Linked DNA regions of Homo sapiens: region 2 is linked to region 1. A link is a contact called in ENCODE Hi-C or POLR2A ChIA-PET data. All regions are on one chromosome and are shown on one strand. The core of a region is the stretch at or near the end of the contact, and the rest is flanking DNA. Distances in the headings are between cores, read along the strand shown.

Region 1 (6,672 bases), core at 2,212-4,711:
CTTCACTTGTTCATTCATTCACGCACATATTCGCCAAATTATTTTTATTTTACTTTATTTTTTTAGAGACAAGGTCTTGTTCTGTTGCCAAGGATAGAGTGCTCACTGCAGCCTTGAACTCCTGGGCTCAAACCATCCTCCACCTCCCAAAGCACTGGGATTACAGGTGTGAGCTACCACCTGGCCTCATTCACTAAATATTTATTGAGGGCCTTCTATATGCCTGGCTCCTCCCCATACCTCCCCATACGCCCCTCCCTTGGCTGAGCTGTATCTCTGGTGTTCTTGTTTTTTTATTTTTTGTTTTTTTTTTTTTTTTTAGATGGAGTCTCACTCTGTTGCCCAGGCTGGAGTGCAGCTGCACGATCTCGGCTCACTGCAACCTCTGCCTTGTGGGTTCAAGCAATTCACTTGCCTGAGCCTCCTAAGTAGCTGGGATTACAGGCACATGCCACCACGCCCAGCTAATTTTTGTATTTTTAGTAGAGACGGGGTTTTGCCATGTTGGCCAGGCTGGTCTCAAACTCCTGACCTCGTGATCCGCCTGCCTCGGCCTCCCAAAGTGCTGGGATTATAGGCGTGAGCTACTGCACCTGGCCTTTTTTTTTTTTTTTGTCGGAGTCTTGGCTCTGTCACCCAGGCTGGAGTGCAGTGGCAAGAATTTGGCTCACTGCAACCTCTGCCCCCCAGGTTCAAGCAATTCTTCTGCCTCAGCCTCCCGCGTAGCTGAGATTACAGGCACACGCCACCATGCCCAGCTAATTTTTGTATTTTTTTAGTAGAGATGGGGTTTCACTATGTTGGCCAGGCTGGTCCCTAACTCCTGACCTTGTGATCCACCTGCCTCACCTCCCAAAGTTCTGGGATTACAGGCATGAGCCCAGCCTGGTGTTTTTATTGTTAGTTACCTGATGACCTCTACTTATTGCGTGGCTGGTTCTGGCTATCAGGATATATGAAGGGGAAGGCCCAGGGTAGACTGAAGGAAGTGGTTCCGTGTTAGCCAGCCAGACCTCCAGAGAGAGAGGGGAACCAACTCCTCGGAAAGTCACTTTCCCTTCCCCTTGGGCTGTTGTTTCCTCCCAGCCCCCAGAGCAGCCAGTTACAATCCCAGATAACCCAGCAAACCTGGGTGTTTATCAGCAGAGTTACTGCTATTCTGGCTCCTGGAGATCTTCTGTAGGGACAGAAGAAGAAGATAAGGGGAGTACACACACCACACCTACTCATGGCTGCCTAAACACAGCTCGGGGCTACCTCTTGGTCCCTCCCTCCCCGTTTTCCACCCCCTCCCTCAGGAGAAGTCCCAGTCTGGGGCCCAAATAGCTCTGGAGCAGCATTAAACTCTGCACTGGGGACCCAGGAGCATGGTGGAGGCCAAGCTTGTTTGCTTTGTGGTCATCTGTTCTCAGCCAAGAGAGGCCTAAGCAGGGCGTGGGGAGCAGCTGCAAGTCACCTTGGGTGACTGATGTTATCTAGGCCTAACGGTTTCCTCTGGGTAAGCACTTCCGCCCTCCTGTTTGTGAAGCCAGAAACCTGTGCTGGGGCAGCCCCATTCTGAGCACAAAGGAGGACTAGGTAGAGGGAGAAAGGAAAAGGCCCTGTGGAGCAGAGTTAGAAGACCTGATAGTAGACTATGCAGTCATCACTACGTCCTGCACCTTTAAAAAGAAAGGAAAGAAGCACGAGCAAAAGTGTGCCTTGCAGGTTACCAGTAAATACCCTTCCTTACTGCCGACTCTGCTCTCGAGTCTTCACCTGAGCAGCCATGTGGCTGGACTGGGAGGGGCCTCACTATTAATTCCTGGGAGTGAGGGCTCTTTTCACTGGGTCCCCGAGTGCCTGTCTCTAAATAAAAGAAATATCAGGCTCTTATTCATCTGAAGCTTGTACATGGGGCTAAGCATGATAAAAACAGCCACTTTTTGCAGAGTGCCTACTACATTGTATAGGTGAGGAAAATGAGAATCAGAGCAGTTAAGTGACTTGTCTAAAAAATACAACTAGAAAGTAGCAGAGCTGGAATTCAGCCCTCAATCTGTCTGTTCCTAAAACCAGGCGTCTTCCTCTATGCTTAGCTAAGCTAAAGAACTAGAAGCCACTCTGGCATTAGGGCTGCCAGTGTTTTAGAAAGTTGGGCCTTAGAAAGTTCTAGGACAGGAAGGAGGCCATATTTCTAAGACTGGTACCCAAAGCAGCAATCTAAGTGCCTGAAAGTGCAAAGATGGTGCCGGGATAACCAGAATCAGGGTAGTCTTTGTAGCAGGAGCAGACTCTCAGCCTTTTTTCTCTACTGTTTCTCCACATGTCTCTTCACAGTGCTCACCATCACCTGTCCCATTGCCCACCTCTGATGGGGCTCCCCTCCCCTGGTTGAGCTGGGGTTGGGCGGGTGAGAATGCTGTGGGATAACCCAGAGGCGTCATATACCCAGCCAATACCCTGGCACTCACAGGTCTCTCAAGGCATTTTCCTGTTTCTCTCTGCCGAAGGGTCTGAAGGGGGCCGGGATCCGGGTAGCAGGGAGTGACCCTGGTGCAGATTCCAGTCCCCGAATCCCTCCCATGCGGTCTCTGCTGCCCAGCCGGGATGGCCCTAAAGGAAGGTTGCTATGCTGGGCCCTATGGGAATCAGATGTTGAGCATCTTGCCCTTTGCTATATTTAACAGGAATGGAGACGAGGCCCTTTAGCAAGCAGCTTGTGGGAGCCAAAATTCCCACAAAACCGAATGCATCAGTCAAAGCAAGGTTTGAAGAAAAGATTTACCACTTCAGGGAGCTTGGAAAACTTTGCGTGGATTCCTGATTTTCCTCCTCCTCCTCCTCCTTCTACTCGTATACAGAAGATAGATGGATAGATGGATAGATAGTGGTTTCCTGGAAGGTGGAGAGGAAAAGAGGTGAGAAGGGAAAGGTGGTCCCGTCGGCGCCACGCTGAGCTCTGAAGCCTCGGTCAGAAGGGCTCCTCTTTTGGTAGAACACAAACGCCTTCCACCAGGGAGGGTCCTCGAACTCCACCCAAGAACTGCAGGGAAACCAGGTATGACAGTAATGCAATTTTAAAAAGAGGGAGAGGAAGAAGGAAAGCAGGAAGGATGGACACAAAAGAAGGAAATCGAAAAGAGAGGAAACAAAAAGAATTAAAGGACCACTCTAATTCTTGAAGGGACAGGAAAAAGAAAGAAGGCGCATTAAGGGAGGGAGACGTTGAGAAGGACTGAGACCGTGGCAAAGCCCAGGGTCCTGAGAAACTTCGCGAGACAGAGGGGCCCGGTGGCTGCCCATCCCCATGTTTGGGCACATGGAGTCGTGGCTCCCGCTCTTGAGTCCTGCCCTGGGAGGGACAGTATCTGTTTAGATTTGCGTCTAAATTTAAACCCTGATCGTCGGCCTCCCTCCCCGCTCCCCACCCTCCCCTCCCCTCCCCTTCCTCCCTCCCTCCCTCCTCCTCCTTCCTCGTTCTCTCGCGCAGGGCCCCCGCGGCCGGGGCAGTCCCGCAGCCGAGCGCAGCCGGGCGCGCGCCACCGCCCACTCGCCCTGTGCCCGCCGCAGCCCGAAACTGGCCACGGCCGGGAGCGGAGGGGACAGCGGGGATCGTGAGCTCCGGCCCGGGCGAGCGGGTGCGTCTGCCGCAGAGTCGGCACCTGAAGGACATGGAGGTAAAGGACCCCGGAGGGAGACGCGGGGCTGAGCGGTGAGCGGTGTATCGGGCGCCCCTTCCCCGGGCGGCTGCCCCTGCCCTGAGCATGGAGCACGCGGCTCATCGCTGCTGCCAACTAGAAGGGCAAATGCCTGCTGTTCCGACGCCTCCTTGACCAACTCCGAAGGATCGTCCCTGGTCCCACCTAGGACACCCGGGTTGGGAGGCTGGGGTTGGTAAGGAAAGATCTCAGAGGGAGAGAAAAGGGCTTTCCTAGAGGCCCGGGTATTTTGGCTAGGAACTTAAATGCTAAAAAAAAAAAAAAAAAAAAAAAAAAAAAAAAGTTAGGTGCAGCCAAGGTTTGTAAATGGGTAAACGTGTCAGCAAAAACTGCAAGAAGGCAGAAGCCCTTCAATCTGAAGAGATGGGTATTGAAAGAGAAACAGAACTGGCAACACGAGGCCAGCACGTCTTCGTGGGTCTGTGGGCTTCCCTTTTCGCTTTCGGAGTGGCATTTTAGAGAGTCCAGTTGTCTTCTTGCTTCTGAAGTCCTTCCTGTGTCTGTCGCATCTTCTTCCATAACTTTCTGAAAGCTCCCCTTACTGGTCAGTCGAATGACATTATTTCTGATAAAACTTAAGACTCCCTTGGACACCCTTGCCTCTGAAGCTGTGTGTATGGAGGTATGCTGGCCACATCTGCAGGCTTTGCCAGAGGGAGGCCCCGCACTTCTCTGCCTGCTGAGAGGAGGTCCGGGGACTTTCCTTGTTCTGTTCCAACCTCAGCAGAGGAGTGGTTGGGTGTATTCCCCACATCCCTCTCTTCTGCACATCTTGAGGCTTCCCTGTGTTTCCTCCTTGAAAATGAGACCTGATATGTAGCCCTAAGTCAATCTTAGTAGGACCTGGGGCTTTTGAGAAGATGCAAATGTTATATAGTTTTAAAGGTGATTCCCACTCATATTCAAAAGGAAACATGTGTTGCTCACTAGACTGTGGTCAGTGCAATCAGGATTCACAGTTAACTCCGCTATCTCTTCCCCGCTCCAGGCTCTGTGCCTGGGCCCTGGTGGTCTTTTTATTTTTTTCTTTTGAGACAGGGTCTCATTCTGTTACCCAGGCTGGAGTGCAGTGGCACAATCTCAGCTCACTGCAACCTCTGCCTCCCAGGCTCAAAGGATCCTCCCACCTCAGCCTCCCAAGTGGCTGGGACTACCAGTGTGTACCACCATGCCTGGCTAGTTTTAAAATTTTTTGTAGAGACAAGTTCTCACTATATTACCCATGCTGGTCTTGAACTCCTGGGCTCAAGTGATCCTCTAAGCCTTGGCCTCCCAAAGTGCTGGATTTGCAGGCATGAGCCACACCACTCCTGGCCCTGGTTGTGTTTTCTAAGCTAGACTCTGTGCTTGCCGGCAAAGCTTCATGACTTCTCTAAAGGGGCAATAAGTTTGTCCTTTAGAGAAGTCAGGGAGCTATATTCAGGCATCCAGCCCAGCCAGTTGTCTTCAAGGAACAGGGAATCACCTTCAAGGAGACTTTATAGACTGCAAGAACCACTGGAGTCTAATATGGACCCTCCACAGAAACATTTGCAAGGCCAGGAAGCTCTGGCAGATTAGGGCTGGCGGTGAGGCACGCACACAGCGAAGCTCAGCAGGTGGTGTGCACACATCCACCCAAAGATCACACAAACACAAAACAACAGGGTTCTCTCTGAGCTGGCCACTGCTTCAGGGCAGAGGAGGGAAATGGCCCAGGCAACACCCAGCTTCTTGGGTTGGGTGAAGTCTCCTTAAGAAATTGTTTTAGAAGTGGCTTCCCTCTTCTGGAAGTGTACAAACTGCCTTAGGCCCCAGGCTGCAGATTCACTATGATGTATGGCCTGTCTAACCTCTTGAAGAAAAGGATTGGAGATAAGAGAAAAGCAACTCTTAGACTTCAAGCAGGTTGCTGCTGGAGGGCCAAATGCAAGTGTCAACTTTGTTCTAGGAAAACAAGGAGGGTCTCCTTCCACAGAGGCAGTTTCTCCCCCCTCAGATGAGGAAGGAATAGTGTATGGCAGAGGCCCTGAAACTATCAGCTGAGCAACTTCCTGTGTGGCTTGGGGGGTGGAGGGGATTGCAGTAAAAGAGAAGGCCCTCCCTTATTGAGATGTGTAGTAACTTATGCAGGATTCCACCAAGATACCAAAATCACTCCCGTGCTAGGGTTTGGGAGGGACGCAGGGAGGGAATAGCTCAGCCAGCCAGAAGCCTGACAAATCACCCTGCGTCTCACATCCAGTAGGTCACTAAGCCTAGTCCATCAATTTGCTGGTTGGACAGTGGCTGCTTTTGAAGTTTCTTTGTCCAAATGCCTGGAAAACAAAAAACAACAAAAATGAAACAAACAAACAAAAAAACAACATGCAACTGCTAGTGAAGAAAGTAAAGAGGAAATCTAGGGGCCAGGGAAGTGACCATTCTTAGCCAGGAAGTAAACTTTTCATGGTGAAGCATGATATGCAGGAGTTGGATTTGGGGGTTTCTGAAAATCTCAGAGTAAAACCCTCTTTTGAGAGGTGAAACTCAGTTTTGGGACATGAAAGGGCTACTGTATCTGGAAAGAAATTAAGTTATATTACTTCTCAGTACTAGGAATCCAAACCAGACCAAAGAGGGTTACTCAATATTCATTCTCTAAAGCTCACGTATTATTGGAAGTCTTTGAGAGATCTTTTTTTAAAGTCACTGTTACCATTATCAACAACATCAATCTTCATCCCTCATAAAGCCCTGTGGAATAAACAAAGTATAGATGCCATCTGATCCCTGCCTTTTAAAAGCTCACAACCCAATAAAGGGACTATATCCTGTCACATATATAATCTTCAAATGCATAAATGCCAGTTGAATACTGCTGCAGATCATGAGTTCTGCAGGAGTTCAGACTAGATTAGGTTCAGAAGAAGCCTTGGAAGAAAGATGTGGGTAAGGTGGAGAAGGTATAAGGGATGGGCACAGGGAGAACATGCCAGCTTTGTCCAGCTGG
Region 2 (6,672 bases), core at 1,750-4,249, 2.1 Mb after region 1:
AGAGCAAAGTCAGCCATCTTTATATTCCACATGAATCCTTTCCCTTTATGGTCTTATTTGTTTCTCCTCAGAAAAGACAAAAAGCTGAGCTGTATAAACACCTGTGGGCTGGGGGTTGAGGGATAAATGAGGGGCGAAATGGAAGCTGAAGGAACTGTTGGTCAGGTAGAAATCTTCCCAGATGCACTGAAGGAAACACACTTCATGTTTGACGTAGGAGGTGCCACCACACAAAACGTTTCATGGAAGGATTTAAAGGATCTCATGATTTTTAGTATTCCAAGAATTTTCTTTCACCAAGGGCGATTTAATATGGGTCATTCATACTGAAAGAAAAACAAAAGATAATAAGAGTTTAAAAATTGCAAAACTTGGAGTGTTAGTAGTAAAGGTAAATATTCATTAGAGATGAGAAGAGGAGCAAGGAAATGCTTTCAGCTGGAAATCTCAGACAAGAGGCCAGGCTTTAGGAACCTCTGAAGATGAACAAATGTAAGCAAACCCTAGTAGCAGCACTTCTCAGATTTTCATGTGCTTACCACTCAGAGATGGTGTTAAAATGCAGACTCTGATTCAGTAGGTCTGAGTGGAGCCTGAGATTCTGCACCCCTAACAAGCTCTTTAGTGATGCTTATGCCACTGGCGCACAGACCCCACTTGGAGAAATTTTTGTGGTGCATACGGTCTTTGTCTCCAGATCTAATGAGTCTGAAGGACAGTGTAGATTGATTTTTTAAATTTATGTTTATTTTAATTTAATTTAATTTAATTTATTTATTTATTTATTTTTGAGATGGAGTCTCACTCTGTTGCCCAGTCCGGAGTGCAGTGGCACGGAGGCAGCTCATGCAACCACGGCCTCCTGGGTTCAAGCGATTCTTCCGCCTCAACTTCCTGAGTAGCTGGGAATACAGGCACGTGCCAGCACACCCAGCTAATTTTTGTATTTTTAGTAGAGATGGGGTTTCACCACATTGGCCAAGCTAATCTCAAACTCCTGACCTCATGATCCACCTGCCACGGCCTCCGAAAGTGCTGGGATTACAGGCGTGAGCCACCGAGCCCAGCTGTAGATTGATTTTGAGCAGTGGAAAGTCAAGGAATTAGAAGGCATGCTTAAATGGAAAGTGAAATTGGAGAAAATTTAAACTCATGAAATAGTGGTGGTTATAAACTCGTGATAAATTATATCCTGGGATATAATTTAATGAGATGGTAACACATTTAGTTTAAAGAAATAAGTGACACTTTTTTTGTGTGACACAACTGTCTTATTCTTGGAAAGGACAAGGAGAGAATGAAATATGGTATGTCTTCACAGCACCTTTCAAAGGGAGAACCAGATTCTGAGGAGCTGGTCTCATGATGAACTGTCAGGGTAAACCACAGTTCAGCAGCTGCAAATGTGCTTGCCAAAATAGAGACAAAAAAATGTTTCTGAAAACAAAATTTCACATATGCCCTCCTCTGAGGTTGGCATCATATCTTCCTGTGTATCTTGGGTGTAGCTTCTATCCTGCCAGAATTTAGACAGTAGAAACCAAATGAGGTGATAAACAGAGTCATTTTGCAGAAGAGTCAAAATAACCCAGCAAGAAATGAAACCACAAATGCCCAAGGAGTCATTCATTCACCATTCAAAAGCTAATAGAAATGAACACAAACTACTATGAAAATTCACCCAAGAACTTAAAAAAAAAAAAAAAGGCTCATGGTGTTTAGTGTGATAGTATTCATTTTACCTTTGACTTGTTCTAAAAACACACCATACTTCTACCCCACCCTTCCTCAGTGCCGTCACACAATGGTTTCAGTGTGAAAAAAAAAACCACGTTACTGGAAAAGGAGGGTGCCTGGGACTTGCCACTCTAAGCTGGTAGTCAAGGGTCTTGAGTTCTAAAAGCATACGCGTTAAGAGCATGATTCCTGGATCCAAATGAGTATGGATCTCAGCATTGCCATTTATTGTGACCTCAGGCTATTTTATTTCTCTGTGCCTGTTTCTTTATCAGTAATGAAGATGTTCATAGACCCTTCTCCCACAGACTTAAAGGCATATTTCATGATTTAAGACATGTAAACCATTCATAACAGTATACAACATGGAATTAATATTTGATAAAGGTTTATGATTATTGTAACTAACTCTGTCACTTGCTCAAGGCCTATAGAAAACTTACTTAATTAGTTCAACTACAAAAAGAGTTTGAATGTGATATCCACCAAGATCATATTCAGACCTAGAATTCTGTGATTCTTATGAATTAATACAGCCTTGGTCAATAAATGAGAGCTGGGCAAATAATTCTTCTTTGCTAGGCCTTTCTAGACCATCTGGTGAAGCATTCAAGACTTATGTTATTGGGGCCAGCCTTCCTTTCCAACTTCAACTCCACAACTCCTCAATAAGCCATGGGCTCAAGAAAGTTCTGCTCAGTGGCCCCTGAAAAATGCTTTCATAGTCTCACTACCATACCACTGCTTACACAATTTCCTTCCTACAGACTGCCTTCCTTTCCTGCTTTTCTCCATATACCTAAATCCTATCTATTCTTCATAAGCAACCTTCTTTATAACATTTTCTATAACCACCAAGCCAAATGACCTTTTCCTTCTTAAATATAGCACCCATTGGCCATTACCATGCTCTGCCTTGTATTTTTCTGATTTTTTTCTTTCTATATTCCTGTCTTAACTCCCCAGCTAGGTAATAATTTTCCTGAAATCAGGGACCAGGCTGACTCCTCTTGCTGTCTCAAGAAAGCTTAGCAGTTTCCAACACAAAAATGTTCAATAAACAACTATTAATTGACTGATTATAAAAAATCAGTGAACCATTAAACTTAATATAGCAATTTGCTTAGCATGGTAATTAGCTTTTTGCTAATATTCTTCCAGCCAGTCTCTCCTCCTGTGCCTCAAGGACATCTTAAAAAAAAAAAATCTAGTTGATCTGCTTCCATCTAGTGGCAATTAAAACAGGTGGTTCCGGTAGCCAGAAAACAGCTCTGGGTAGATTGTGCCAGAAAATACTTTCACTCAGTAGGTGCGAGTTTGAAAGAAATCTTCACATCTGTGGGTTTCCTGCCACAGACATAGGGAGACCAGCCCAGAGAAAGAAGCCTTTCCTCACTAGACTCCATTTGCACTAGTAAAGAGAAGACAGAGTAATTAAAAAGAATAAAAAGAACCTCCACTGATCGTACATCCTCATCCAGTTACCCCTGCCCCACTTCTCCTTCACAGCCAAACATTTTAAAAGAGATGACTGCTTGTTCTGTCTCTACTTTCTCATCCTCAGTAATGCTCAATGCTTGGCCGTCTGACCTCTGTCTTGATGTCTGCACTGCAAATAGTCTCCCCACTGACACCCTTGTTGCATCCAGGGGATACTTACTGGTTCTCTTGGCAATGTTTGAAACCGTTCCCCTTTCTTTGTTTCCTTGGCATTCATTACCCCACACTCTTTCTCCTCTTCCTTCTCCCTGCCTGGCAACATCTTTTCATTTCTCTTTCCCTTAGGTGACTTATTAGATAATGATGTTCCTCTGGCTCCCATACTCTCTCCCAGGTCCTCTTCCATTCTTAAAGCACTCACACCCTCCCTGGATGATAGTACCCACTCCTGAGATGGCAGTTACCTCCTGAAATGTGAGGGACCCAAATCCACTTCTCCTGCCATAGCCTCTGTGCTTTGGATAGGTCCAATGAGCCACAGTGAATGATGTGCATACACCCAAAGCTCAGTACAAAACTGAACCCATGATCTTTACCTCCAAAACCTCTCATTCTTTTATGTTCCCTTCTCAGAAGTAAACAGGACTACCATCCGCCAGTTTCCAGGTGAGAAAGATGATAATTTGATTCTTCTCTCTCACTTTTAGCCAATTAACAGACACATTCAGTTAATATCACCTCCTCTTATTTCATGAACCCATTCTTACTACTAGTTCCCTAGACAGGCGCCATCGGTTTTAATCTAATAACTGCAAATGCCTCCAAAACAAGTCTCTTTGAATCCAGGCTCACCTGTCTCCCACACTTGCCATACTGCTCTGCAGGGTGACCTTATAAGATGCCAGAGGTAAGGCTACTCACTGTTTAAACCCCTTTAGTGATATCCCAAAAGACCTCAAGATAAAGCCCATATCACATGGCTTATACATTAGTTTATGATCTGGCTTCTGGTGCCTCATTTTTCCCCACTTTTTCCTTTGCATTCTAAGCAATGGCCCATACTAAGTTTGTGATTGGTAGGATGGTTGCCCAAACCAGCATCCAATCCCTTCAGAAATCATCTCACTTCATTTCTAGCATTTTAAAGGAAGCTCAGTTGTCCAGCTGGGTACTGAATATGTCACCAAAGTCCTCCTTTCATAGTTTATTTTACTTAAACTCTCCTTCCTAAAATTCCAGAGCAAGTCACTAAACCCTAGATACTGAGAAATATTTTTCCATCTTCATTTCTGCCAGGTGGGCCATCAACTTTCACATGTCTGCATCTCCTCCCACTGTGCTATTTCTCCAGTAGAAGAAATTTGAGCTTCAAGACCAAACTGAAAAATACTTGCCTCCTTGGGGAAGCTGTAGGTAGAATTCATGCTCCCTATCTTTCCCACATTTCTGAAGGACAATGCCTGTTAGAGCAATTGAATGCAAATAGTCAATTGAATAAGCATTTATTCATTTCTCAATAAGTGCTTGTTCAATTGAATATTTCTTAAATAATATATTTAAGAACAAGAAGAACACACCACAATGTTTTTAACCCTCAGAAAAAATTCTGAGGTAATCAGAAAAATCTCCCTTTACATAAACTGCCCTTTTCTAATAGGGATTACTTGTTCGTTCATTCATTCATTCAGCTCCACTAGCACCAAAAAGCACAGCTCTGAAAGGAAGCTAGTAGATTTATCACCTTATCTGGTCATTTGGATGAGGACCCCAGGTAAATAAACTACTATGGGGTTAATGTGTCTAGCTAGAGCAGGAAGTAACTTAAGGAAGTAGAGAATGAATCAGCAGATGTGGAAACTCCTCGCCACTAATAAAACTTACCTTCTCTTGGATTTCTTGCCTGAAAATAGAAAATAGAGAAAAGGCATTAGCAAAAATTAGACAATTTAAAGTTTTTCAAGTAAGGGAGAAGGAAGACTCCCACTCTCAAAACTGTCTTTTGAAGTATATTAGGTATTTGTTAGGTGGACCCTATCTGTGTCAAAGGAGATTTGAGGAACTGGCTTAATAAACAGTGGTAGACACTAATACAGAACAGACATGTTGATGCAGATGCCTCCTGAGGTTCCATTCCATTCTCCGTGCTACTCAAGAAGACAGAATTGCTAAATTGCCTGGTGGCAAGACCCAATATGTCCATTCAAGTGTTTATCCCTTCCCAATCTGCCATCTCATCCTACCTGCAGATTCTTCCCTTGAGGGACAGCTGCTAATACTGTAAAACTATGTGCCATTACAGCTCACAGCATCATCTCTATGAGAATCCACAAGAGAATTTCACTTTGGTCTTGTTGGTAGGAATTGTGCAGCCTCATCTGAGTAACTAATGTGTTTTTATCTTACAAACACAAGGAATATCACATGGTTCTCCTTTGACTGGCTGTAAGGAAACTCAGAGCTAGATCTGAGACCCTCTCCTACCAAGTATATAAAACTTTGTGACATACATTTTTGTGCCATAACTTCAACCTTGGTTCCAAATGATTTTTGTACCCTAAGTTTAAATTTGGCTTTCTTTTTTTTTTTTTTGTACTCAATAAAACATCAAGCTCATTTATTATTGCGAAGAGCGAAACAACAAAGCTTCCACAGCGTGGAAGGGGACCCGAGTGGGTTGCCCAAATTGGCTTCTTTTTCTTACTTTTTAATTAATTTTAATTTGCTATACTGAACACATTTTGTACTGTTCTCACATTCTTTTTGAAAAAAGCAGAATATAAATAAGTAGATAACTTAAAAAAAACTCTTTGAGCAGAAAGAATCATTTGGGAGGCAATATATTTCAGTGGCTGTAAAGTGGCATTCTAGAATCATCCTACCCAGGTGAAAGCCCTATTTTGCCACCTGTAGTGTAGTGTGTATTTGAACAGCTACTTTCTTTTCTAAACTACAATTTCTTCATCTGTTAAAGAGGCATAATAATTGTATCATCCTCATTGGGTTGATAAAATAAAATATTTCCAAGTATTTAGTTCAGGTCCTAGCACGTAGACAGTGTTGCATTACTGTTTTAATCCTTTAAAGTATTAAAGACTACTATTTGAAATCTTTTCTTCTAAAATTCAGCCTGCTGATGACCAAGTGCACTTGAGCAGGGGGAATCAAATCTGAATTAATTTCAGATTCTGGTTAGCTTCACATAAATATTTTTTTTAGGGATGATGAACCTAACAGCAATAGATGAGTAAGAATCTGTTCCTACTGAGAGAGTTTCATTTTGAAGAAAAAGGAACTAAGGGGGCATGTGTTCAGTTTCATGCCCTGGTCTAACCCTGTGTGTTGGTTCTGGTGGGAAATTCTTCCAACCGAGGAAAAAACCAGTTCACAAATCTGAAGACCAGTGATTTTAGAAGATGTATCTGGACTGGAGTCTAATCTCTGACTCTGGGTCCTGCTGATATGGTATTTTTGAGATTTGGCCTAAAACATCATTGC

What was found. Hi-C counts contacts between places; a loop is a spot of excess contacts on that map. ChIA-PET counts read pairs that join two places held with the same protein, here RNA polymerase II (POLR2A). Pooled maps may share reads with other maps.
Region 2: a loop to region 1 is called in a pooled map, with 6 times the contacts of the local background. The contact joins the enhancer-like site here to the promoter of RCSD1 in region 1. A Hi-C loop is called at or near these places in 8 of 50 pooled maps. POLR2A ChIA-PET finds 5 or more read pairs at or near these places in 2 of 52 experiments (GM12878 and activated B cell).

Annotation. Positions count from the first base shown.
Region 1 is chr1:167,626,771-167,633,442 of GRCh38, forward strand. It overlaps RCSD1 (RCSD domain containing 1), which reads left to right and starts at 3,462. Exons shown (of 7, transcript NM_052862.4): 1 at 3,462-3,659. The coding sequence starts at 3,654. RefSeq lists enhancers at 1,291-1,350, 1,431-1,600, 1,611-1,660, 4,179-4,248 and silencers at 3,319-3,398, 3,419-3,638.
Region 2 is chr1:169,691,477-169,698,148 of GRCh38, forward strand. SELL (selectin L) reads right to left here. Exons shown (of 9, transcript NM_000655.5): 8 at 5,059-5,077; 9 at 1-326. The coding sequence ends at 308. Among named protein-coding and RNA genes, the nearest start is that of SELL, 17 kb to the right of the region's middle. RefSeq lists an enhancer at 5,396-5,445. Within about 2 kb of position 3,000, at least 6 of the 41 ENCODE cell types and tissues checked have a DNase peak (open chromatin) inside an H3K27ac peak, as active enhancers do; they include GM12878, where a contact is called at or near this core.